Regions from separate parts of the Homo sapiens genome. Here region 2 is linked to region 1. Evidence: chromatin contacts called from ENCODE Hi-C or POLR2A ChIA-PET data. All regions are on one chromosome and are shown on one strand. The core of a region is the stretch at or near the end of the contact, and the rest is flanking DNA. Distances in the headings are between cores, read along the strand shown. Region 1 has its middle 140 kb from the start of PTGR3. Region 2 overlaps TSHZ1 (teashirt zinc finger homeobox 1).

The links. Hi-C counts contacts between places; a loop is a spot of excess contacts on that map. ChIA-PET counts read pairs that join two places held with the same protein, here RNA polymerase II (POLR2A). Pooled maps may share reads with other maps.
Region 2: a pooled map shows a loop between it and region 1 (7-fold over the local background). The contact joins two enhancer-like sites. A Hi-C loop is called at or near these places in 5 of 168 maps with a recorded cell type or tissue (CD4-positive, alpha-beta memory T cell, CD8-positive, alpha-beta T cell, MCF 10A and 1 more) and 11 of 50 pooled maps. POLR2A ChIA-PET finds 5 or more read pairs at or near these places in 2 of 52 experiments (activated CD8-positive, alpha-beta T cell and naive thymus-derived CD4-positive, alpha-beta T cell).

The regions. Positions count from the first base shown.
Region 1 is chr18:75,068,686-75,074,290 of GRCh38, reverse strand. No RefSeq gene overlaps it. Among named protein-coding and RNA genes, the nearest start is that of PTGR3, 140 kb to the left of the region's middle. RefSeq lists enhancers at 692-1,192, 1,193-1,693, 2,974-3,123, 3,412-3,912, 2,773-3,972. Within about 2 kb of position 3,175, at least 28 of the 41 ENCODE cell types and tissues checked have a DNase peak (open chromatin) inside an H3K27ac peak, as active enhancers do; they include CD8-positive, alpha-beta T cell, where a contact is called at or near this core.
Region 2 is chr18:75,226,440-75,231,447 of GRCh38, reverse strand. All of the region lies in intron 1 of TSHZ1 (teashirt zinc finger homeobox 1), which reads right to left. Among named protein-coding and RNA genes, the nearest start is that of TSHZ1, 18 kb to the right of the region's middle. Within about 2 kb of position 1,788, at least 3 of the 41 ENCODE cell types and tissues checked have a DNase peak (open chromatin) inside an H3K27ac peak, as active enhancers do; they include CD8-positive, alpha-beta T cell, where a contact is called at or near this core.

The DNA of each region.
Region 1 (5,605 bases), core at 1,926-4,425:
CGCTGAGCTCAGAAACTTGTTGGGGCCTGAAGTGAGTTGTGCATTGTATTAGTCCATTTTCACCCTGGTATAAAGAAATACCCAAGACTGGGAAAAAGGTTTAATTGACTCACATTTCCACATGGCTGGGGAGGCCTCAGGAAACTTACAGTTATGGCAGAAGGCAAAGGGGAAGCAAGGACCATCTTCACATGGTGGCAGGAGAGAGAGAAGAGAAAGCAAAGGGGAAAGAGCCCCTTATAAAACCACCAGATCTTGTGAGAGCTCACTCACTATCACGAGAACAGCATGGGGGAAACCGCCCCCATGAGTCAATCACCTCCCACCAGGCCTCTCCCTCCACTCCCACCAGGCCTCTCCCTCAACACCTGGGGATTACAATTCCAGATGAGATTTGGGTGGGGACACAGAGCTGAAGCACATCATGCATTAAAGCACTTCGGGCAGGGCCTGGCGCCTCTGTTCTATGTGGTGTCCGCTGTTCGTATGAGTGAGGAGGGAAGCCGTGACCTAAAGCTGGGGATGGGGCCCTGTCACCTCCACTGTGTGTCACTGGGCGAGCTGCTTAGCCTTTCTGAGGCTCTGTAAGTGTGGCTAATGCCACATGTCCCGTGGGGTTCAGGAGGCAGTAGGGAAGGTCATGTATCTGGAAAGCTTTGCACAGGGCTGGCTGAATGGGGCAGGGCTTCATGGCTGTGTGCTGTCATGTTTGGAACCTGACGGCACAGGACCGAGTGATCTTCCTCCTTCTTGGTAGCCTGCTTGGGTTTCCTCTGGATAAAGAGCTGGGATGTGTCACTGGCTTAACAGAAACGAAACACAGATGTATGTGGTATGAGCCACAGAGGGTCCTGGGGCCTTGGCCCCATCAGGCTGGACCCTGCGAAGGCCACCCTGCCACGCTCCATGCTGCTGGGAGGAGGTCGGGCCTTCACCCCTTGCTTCATTCTCTGTCCCCTCAGGTTCCAGGAGGGACTCCCCTTCCCTCTGCCAGGCTCCATCTTCAACAGGAGTGACAGCGGTGTGTGTCACAACCCTAACGAGCAGCCCGGGCTGGGGCACAGCTTGGACTCACTTCGTCCTGCAGCCCAGCTCCCCAGCTTCTCCTGGGCATGGGTGGGGCGGTCGCCTTCACCTCCCACCACCAGAGGGTGCGACCTGAAGGCCCCAGGAGACGGCATGTGGCCCACCAGCCTCCCCATATCCAGGGTTTCACCTGGCCGTGCAAGTGCGCCCAGGCGGGGATGCGTTACCCTGGTGTGCAGCGAATCCCAGTTCTCTCCTTCCCTCAGAGGAGTGGAGCTAATGCCAGCAGGCCAGCTGATTTCTGCATTAGACATAGAGCCACACATTCTTACTGGAGGCGCCCAGTGACACAGCCAGCCCAGATGAGGGCACATAGGCGGCAGGGACCTGGGGCGGGTCTCCCCGGACTCTGGTGCACAGGGGCTGTGTCATCCCGGGCACCGTAGGGCTCAGCAGTGGCCTGGCCTCCACCCACCACACATCTAGTTGTGGCAACCCAGACATGGCCACTTGTCCCCTGGGGCCAGGCCACCTGGCTGAGGACCCCCAGGGCAGAGGACTGGGCTGCTGGGAGCCTCTCCGTGCAGGGAGTGTGGGGGCCTCGGCCACATGCCTCTGCCTGCACGGCCCTGCCGTGAGCGTCTGCGGCTGCTTCTCTAAGCCTTCCTTCCCCTGTCCTCCCACGGCCACCCACGGGCTCTGGCGTCCTCTCTCCAGGTTCCTGAATGTGTTCAGTCAGGTTACAGTCCACGCTCGCTGCTCTGGGAGACGTTCTGCCCTCAATGTAACTAAGACTCGCTACGCACCTGTCAGAAGGCCACCTTATATGGATTTCAGCTTCTTTGGGGACACTTTGCCATCACTGCCACGTCCAGACCGTGTTGTCTTTCTGATACTCTCCTTCAACAATTCACGGACACTCGCTGAGACTTGTTCACATCATCAAAGGGCTTAGAGCTGGTGTTAATATTAGGGTCTATCTATTCTCAGCCTTCACTCTGTAGAGGACCCACTAGCCTCAGGATGCACAGGTGACTCCTCTGACATCACAGCAGTTCGAGGCCAGCTCTTATTCATAAAATCGAAGGCCTGGAATGAAGTCACGGTTCTCAGCTCAGGACCCAGTCAGCAGATCCGCTTCCCAGAACTGCAGAACACGCCCTGGTGGCCCCAGGGCCAGGCGGGCCCGGCGAGGACGCCCTTCTAGACTGTGTGTCTCTATCGAGCCCACCAGCCTCTGCTAGAGTCTTCCAGGCCTGGAGGGCGCCTTTTCTCCAAGAGCAGCCTGTCCATTTTAGGATTGCACCTCTGGGACCTCTTGAGTCCCTCTCACTGAGAAGGTGTGTGTTTTGCCCCACTCCAAATGCATTAGAGGCCAGGAGCATGCTGAGCCATCTTCTTTAGGCCTTAAGAAGTAACTGGAAATTCAGCACCGTCCACAGCCTGCTGGGCTCACCTCAGGGGTGCTGGGTGCCATTCTGTGGCATATTTGTTGTCCTTTCCAAGGGAGACCCCATACTTCTTCTTCCCCCAGGACTTGCTTTACACAGATTTATGGTATTCGTTACATCTGAGACACTCTCGCTGTGTCTCGATTGCAGAGGCACGGAGATGTGAGGGGCATGCCTTCTGCAGTCAGATGGACAGGGTGTTATTTTCCCCTCTGGTGCTCCTCTCTGGCTTGTGGCGCACCTGCTTCATCACAGGACGCACCAGGAGATGACCCGTCACGAGATGCTGCTGCATGCATAGCAGGCCCTGCAGCCCGGGGCCCACAGCACCCCTGCTAACCAGGCTCCCGTGCAGCATTTCCTGCCTATAGTCAAAGAGCTCTCTCTAGAGAAGAGGAAGTCCCCATTGTTCAAGACTACCCAAAACACCAGCCTTCTCTGCACGGCACGTCGAGGAAAGAATAACTGTGCAGTGAACAGCACTGGCCCAAGTCTGCAGGGCGAGGAAGAAGCCAGGACATAAGCAAAGACAAATCTTACTAGAAACAGAACGAACTTGCAGGCTTCCCTTCAGATGACGATGACTGCGAGTGAAGAGGAAATCCTCTCCCAGCATCTCTTCCTGCTGGTGGAAGCTGCAGGTCACCTGACCACACATGACAAGACAGTGTGACTCAGATCCAGCGTCTGCCGTGAAGTTTGGTCTCAGGGCCCTGCTCATCAAGAAATGTTTTTGAAAAAGGTGGAAGTAGGTAGAGGGACGTGCTCTGAACCAGCGTGACCAAAAGACAGTGTGTTCACGGTGCATTCATCTGATTCAATTCCTGCCAAAGGCTTTTGTTATTTGAGAACATTATGACTAAACCAACAGAGAGGAAGGTGAGTAAGCAAACAGGAAAAACTGATGACGAATTGACAATCCATGTATTTATCCACCCATTTAAAGTAACTTGCTGAGCGCCTACCTAGCTGCACAAGAAGCTCAGGGCCTGAAGATGAACACGCAGAGGCTGTGTGCAGGGGCATGAGCTTACAGCTGGAATTAGAGATAAAGGAAAAGGCACCTGAGCCCTGTGACATGCGGGGGGTCAGGGGAGGTGGGACATATGTGGCCTCGTAGCCAGAGCCCCGCCTGTTTCCCAGGACATTCTGAATACGGGTGAGAGACTGCGCGTTGGACAATCACTGTGAGTCCCGACCCTTACCAGAAAAGTCACTCGCAGCGTCGTTTCCAGGCATAGGTTAGGATCACCATCCTCTCCCACGGGCCGTATGTTGCAATCCTGATATGAAAACGTCTTCTATCTCCTTCAACTGCGGCAGGAGCACAGGTGAAAGAGGGGAGCCCAGACTGGGGGTAGACTGTATTCGTGGGTTATGGCCCTATTTACAGATCAGTCATGATAGCTCTGCAGATTTGCTGGGGCTCTGTGGCGCAGTGGAGGCGAGGACAGAGGTGGCCCTGCTCTGGGAGATCCCTTCCTAACTGGGGCTCCCTGACGGCTTCCTGCACAGGAGGGGCCCGACGCCGGCGGGACAAGCAGGGAGCCCAGATCAGCCTTGGAAAGCTCAGGCTCAAACCAGAGCTCAATGTGGAAATTAAAAAACAAACCTTGACTTTGTGTTGGTTTTTATTCTTCCACTTAAAAAGTTATTTGAAGCGTAACGTGAGATCCTGGAGAGGACTGAAATGGCATGTCCTAGGTTCATGTTTATCCTGGTTATAAATTGTCTTTTTATGAAGTTGAAAGCCATGTTGAAATTAGGTCATTTTAAAAGAATTTATTAAAAGGTATTGAAAATGCAGGGCCATGGAGGAAGTAAATGATTCTTTGCCTGGGAGATTTAGAACGGATTTATTTAATTCTGGTAATGGGCTTTGTGACCACGGCTGTCTTCTGTCTCCAGCTGGTGAGCTCTTTAGGGGGGCATCCTTCGAGTCCAGCCTAGAGAAAAGCAGAGTTGTGTCCTGACTGCAGGGTGTAGGCATTTGGGTGGAAGGTTCTTTCCCTCATGCTTACTTCTCAAACATGAGGTTCAAGACCCACCTCTGCCTTGTCGATTTTACAGATCCAGAGTCCAAGAAAGCCAAGAGTCATCGACGTGTCCCAGCCTGTAACGGGCTGGGCCTCTTTGTTTTCTCACCAGAGGGTTTCAGGGTCCAGACGTGGGGCCTGGATTCTAGAAGCCCACATGCTAAGCCTTCAGCAGATACCTCCTTCACCCAGTGAAGACCAGCACATCCAGCCTGGTATTTCAAAGCTGGCTTCATAATGCTGATTTCTCTAATTTCCATCTTCAGGATATTTCTTACAGTGTTTTTTTCATCTTGTTGGGTTTGCAATGGATGCCCTGTGGAGGTGCAGCTGAAGGCGGGGGGCGAGGGAAGCCAGACTGAATCCCGCCTGCTGCCCCAGGCCCACCACTCCCGCCTGCCTGGGTTTCCATGGTATTTACTTAATGGGTTACTTTCTCATAGTGATGAAAAGTCATCCCACAATGGGAATCCTGAGCTCCAGTTATGAAAATCGCCAAGGTGACCATGGAAAGGAGGCCAGCAGGCACGCTCTGCCTCTTGGGGAGAATGCCAGGCCCCGGGCCACTCTCATCCCAGAGGGAGCAGTGGCGACCACCCCGGACCTGGACACAGCCAGCCAGGGCCACGGCCTCAGGCCATAGCCACGACCACGCAGAGCTCACAGGCACCCCCCAGCCTGCAGACCTGGGGGCCATCCTCGGCCTGTTTCTCTGCCCTTTCTTTATCTCCAATTATAAAGCAGCGCCAGGTTTTCTTGTCAGCCTCTGCCATGTCTCCAAATGGCTTTTCGGTGTCAGGCCCATCAGGAAATTAACTCATCATGCCGTGACAGCTGCTAATTTTTTCCCCTTACATGTCAGATGGATCGCCTGCTGAAGCTAATAATGAATCACCCATCCCTGATTAGAAGGTGCTTCCGAAACGTATAACTGCCATCCGAGAGAACTTTTTTCTTCATGTAAAATGATATCACCCTAGAGGAGGAGAAAACGAATTGTATTCTTCAACAAGATGGAACAGGAGGAGGTTGCTTAAGTGAGCTGTGTGCTCTCTTAAATTATGGGCTAATATTAAACAGCCAAAGAAGTGA
Region 2 (5,008 bases), core at 539-3,038, 160 kb before region 1:
AATGAGACTCACAGTGTTCTGGTGTAGTGGACAAAAATACAAAGATCTGGGGAGAAGCCCCAGGCCAGAGAAGGACTCACACCAAGCAACTGTGGAAATGACCTCCGAAGGACCATGCCCCAGGCAGGATCACAGTGTTGTGGTAATGGGCAAAGGCAGCCTGGCTCCAGGGCCACACCCGCCTGAGCTGCCCCTGCCAGCACAGCAGCCTGAGATCTCAGCAGAGGGAGCAAGTGGGCACCACCTGGGCACCCACTCTGTGCCAGGCTTGGGGCCAGGCACCTACAGCGCCTCGTGTGCCCAGAGCCTGTCAGGCCCACGCACAGTTCCCACCCTCCACCACTGGAGAGAAACTGCATCTCCTCACATGCCACCCACAGCCAACCCAAAAACACCATCAGGCTGGCCTCCAGCCTGGGATGCACATTGAGAAATGCTGATATTTGGTTTTTCCCCACAAGGGAACTGACAGGTTTTTTTTAACTGGCTTATTTAAATATTATAAATCAAGTGGTTCACCTCCCATCCACTGATGGCACTTACTTCTATAATCCATCCCATGCAGCTTGCATAGGGAACTTGGGTAAAATACAGCGTTGGAAGAGTATCTGTGAGTTTCCAGTCAAGTAATTTTCCACACCCTCCTTTGTTCTTATTTGTCTTGTAATAGCCAGGAAGGGTTCGCACCACTTCCACAAATCACGGGGAAGTCAGGGGAATCGGGGAAGAAGACGACGTCTCTTTAATTTCGCACGCATGATGTTTGCAACCACTAAGGTCATACCTGCGTGTGGTGACTGACAACTTTTCAGCTTGATTCAAAGCAAACAGCTGCTGGGTTGATTGCCTAGCAACTAAAAATTGATGGATGACCCTTAAGATGAATAACTACCATAAATCACCTCATTCAAACTCTCCAAGAAAAAAATTAAAAAACAATGGTTTTCATGACATTTGCTGAGCTCCATAATGTGCCGTGATAAATTTGGCCTCCTTATGGATGCACAGTTGTGGCTGCGAAAGTTGAGTCACTTCTGTTTTTGTTTCCTGTTTCCTGTATTTCCTGGCACTCAGGACCCTCCGTAAGGTGCGCTCCTAGGAACACGCTGCTCCAGCAGGGACGGCAGCTCTGGGTGCCTGTCAGTCACTCCAGGACGGACAGGAGCTGCTGAATTTCTCATCACCAAACAGCTTTTAATCAGGAAACGGCAGTCCTACATCACAAAGATGGCAGGAGACCCTGTGCATTAATAATGGTTACAATACATTTAGTGTAATGATTTGACCTCGGCCAACACTATAGATGCCATGATTCATATGAATTTGATAAACTACTTCCTGTTTGTAGACATGTCATATGTTCCTAAAAGGCCAAGAATGTGCTTTTAACTTGCAAATAAACACAGACCTATAAACCATAATAGGATTGAGAGGATGTCTTGGTATTTGTCCTCTAAAATACCCAGTATCACCACCATTATGAGCATTTCCACAAGTAGATGTATAATGATGAACAGATTACTTTTCCAGATGGTATTTTCCTGTTTTTACTTAACATTCAAAAGGAGGCATGGGCAATTCCTTTCACCATCTTTCTTTGCCCCCTTTTCTTGTTACACTGGGTTTTGTTTGTTTCTTTTAGGTTAGATTGATGTTACATGGAAGGTAGCTTCCAAAAAAACCAGTCCACTGCCTGACTTGGGTTAGCACTTTGAAACCAAAAACAGCTTCCTGCTTTCTTCTTTCACCTACTATCGCCAGCACCCAGGGTCGGCACGTCATAGACCGCATGTCACAGACTGTCACACTCACCTGTCCTCGCAAGAGCCAGGGCTTCCCCAAGGAGGGGCTTCAGTCCCTCAACAAGCACCGGGAGCTCTGACTATGAGCCAGGAACCGTGCTGGACTCTTGACAGTGGAAGGAGAACAAGATGGCCCTGCCCTTATGGAGCAGAGTGCCTACAAGGACGTGAACAAGTCAGTGAGCAATCACATAGACAGAGACAGGTGCTCCGATGGGTCCCCCTGCATGGTGCATACAGTGTGGGCCATTATACTAGAAAGCAGTTCACACCATCGGACCGGAAGCTCCCAGAGATGAGACGCATCAATCCTGGAAAGAAAGTTACTTTCGTTTAACAGACTGTACAATTCCAAGAAACCTTCCCTATTTAAAAAGCCAAAGAGGGCTTTTAGGCTCTGCAGTGCAAGCCACACTCTCTGAGCATCAAAGCTGAGGTGGGCTTTGAGGAGGGCCGGCAGGTCGGGTGGCACCCACCCCCAGATTGCCCTGGGATGGCATGTCACATGGCTGCACGCAGGCCAGGGCAGCACGCCCAACACCTGCCCCGCCCAGGGCTGACTGTGGCCAACCCCTCACTCACTTTGAGAGCTCCTCTATCCACCATATGCAACAAAACCCCTGAAATGGAAAGATGAAATAAAACAACATTAGCAACAAATAAAACGCCTTAGGGGCCAAAGGGCCATGACCTAAGCCACTAATAGCTACCAGCAGCCCCAGGTTTCTGGTACATGAAGCATCTCGTTAGAAATAAAGTGGGATGCCCCTTGTTCCCTGGTGTCTGAGTGAATGCCTAGATGCTGGGATCCGTGCTCCTGGAAGAAAGGACAAATGCACTAGACCATCTCCACCATTTTCAAGGACTAGAGATGTGAGGACCAACCGTTGAGAGGTTCAACTTTGGATACACCATCCTGTATACCCAGCTCCCTTAGAACCAACTCCCTACTGAGCAAATGTCAATAGCGCTGCCATCCTGAAGCAAAATGAAAAAGACTGATATTAATTAGGTCAACAAGACTGCTTGTATTGCATATGCTACTACCTTTAGGCACACAAGGATAACTGTGCGTTCTCCCCACAGCATCATGCTCCTGACACGGGAGAGCCTGGGCTTCATTTGTCTTCCTAAATATAAATGGCCGCTATCTGTAGCACTTAGGAGAGGTTAGCTGGCTTCAAATAAATAGCATCTTAACTGCTGCCCTGATAATGGTGAGCTCTGGGGTACATCTCCATTTCTAACCCTATCAGGGTCCTATAAGGATGGCGAGGAGGAGATCCATCTGGAAAGCCATCTTTAATGTACATGTCTATGGCCAGAGTCTGTTGCACCATTCACGCCTTCTCAGCATTTTTGCCTGGGCTCTGACTGCCCTTGGTAATGCCTTCCCGGGTGGAACCCACAGAACAGGACCACTGGCATGCTGTCTCTTTAAGACTGAAATGCTTGTTTCCTTGCAGTAAGAAAAGTAAATCACGCTATAGTGAGTTGAGCTTTGAAAAAAGCATCCATCCATTAAAATTCATGGATCCGCGTTTTCAGGTTGTCCCTCCCCTGGCTGTGTCTCAAGTTACAGCCTTGTACAACCCAAGTCTAAATAATATTCACCATGATAAATGACACCATAACTCCGATATCCACAATCAATCTTTGCTTTAAAGATACATCCATCTTCAATAATGTTGATGGGGATTCTGCAAAATGGGGAACGTGACTGTCTTCCAGACCTCCTAACGGCGGGGGAAGGAAGCCCTGAGTGATGGCTGTCAGCCCACATCTGGCTGCAAAAATAAATTAGCCTTATGCAGAAAAATGAAAGGGCTAGCTCCGCCTAGGAAACAGCCACTCCTGAGCAATGGCTAATTTATAGGACTTCTTTCTGGAAAGTTCCTGGCGAAGGCAACAGTCTCCTTCACTATCTCTTTAAATGGTATCTGATGCTGTAAATAACTTCAGTGTGGTAGGGACTGTACGAAGTACAAAGGGGTGGGGATGAGAGAAACAATAACTTTTCTCACATTCTCACACATGATTACAATGCAAAACTCTACTCTTCAAGAGAAAAAAACATTTATTTTAGCCAAATGCTTTTATATTTTCACAGCATGCTCTCCTCTGGCTGACTTTTTTTTTCCTTTGCACTTTCTGGTGGTTTTCTAGTGGTTTGGGAACTTATATAAAAAGTAAACAATCTGGGGGCAAAAATGGCCCTTTCTCTTCCTCCTCCAAAATATCCTTTTTTAGCAACTTTTAGACTCGAACCTCATCACTGTCTTTATGCAGGCGGGAATGGGGTTACAAATTCTAGGCAACAGAGAAAAAGAAGAAACATCTATCGGGTTTAGTAGGTGGTTTCAAAAATAGCCTGGAGTAAAACACTTATTAGGCAGACTCTAAAAAAAAAAAAAATAGAAGACCAAACTTCTGCCGCAGGAGTGGGGGACCTATGAATTTGGATACCAGGGAAATGCTTTGCTGCTGGTTCTTTATGCCTCTGACCTTGTCTCACTGAGTATTACTCAGGGCTTGAATCCTTAAAGCCTGCTAGAAAGTGGGGAGATGCAGGGGCACCTGGGTCATGCTTTCTGCACGGAAAGCCGGGACTCCATGGGGTGTCCCTACAGAGCCGGGGGCTTGTGTGTTCCTGGGCTTGGAACAATCACTCCTTTGGGTCTCAGAACCTTCCCAGGCAGGACCTCGGAGCTGTTGCAGCGGGCTGAGGTGGGGAGGGTTAATTCTGTGAAGGTTGAAGGACTTACAGTAATGCTCTGAAGACAGAAACATCACAGGCTTTCCTGGCAAGGGGCTCACAGAGGGTAGGAGGGACTGCAAAATGAACTCTCTCAGGCTTTGTCGGCGGCGTTTCCCAAGGCCCGGCCTGGCCCCTTTGATAAATGACACATGTCATTCTGTCAGGGGCTGACACTGCGGCTGGGAGGGCTGGTGATGCATGGCTCCAGGGAAAAGGAAATCAACTTTTTGGCATCGAGTGTGTCTGTGCCCTGTATGAGGATTTTGTTTCTCCAAAAGTGAAAGATAGACTTAGGATTTAAAAAAAAAAAAAAAAAGTTGAAAAACAGATTGAACGACAGCTTACACTTAACATAAATTAACTCAGTAATGGCGAAATGTGCTAGCCTGTGATAAATAAAAGCTACATTAGTCAATTATTAATCACACTCTAACTTGTAGCCAGACCC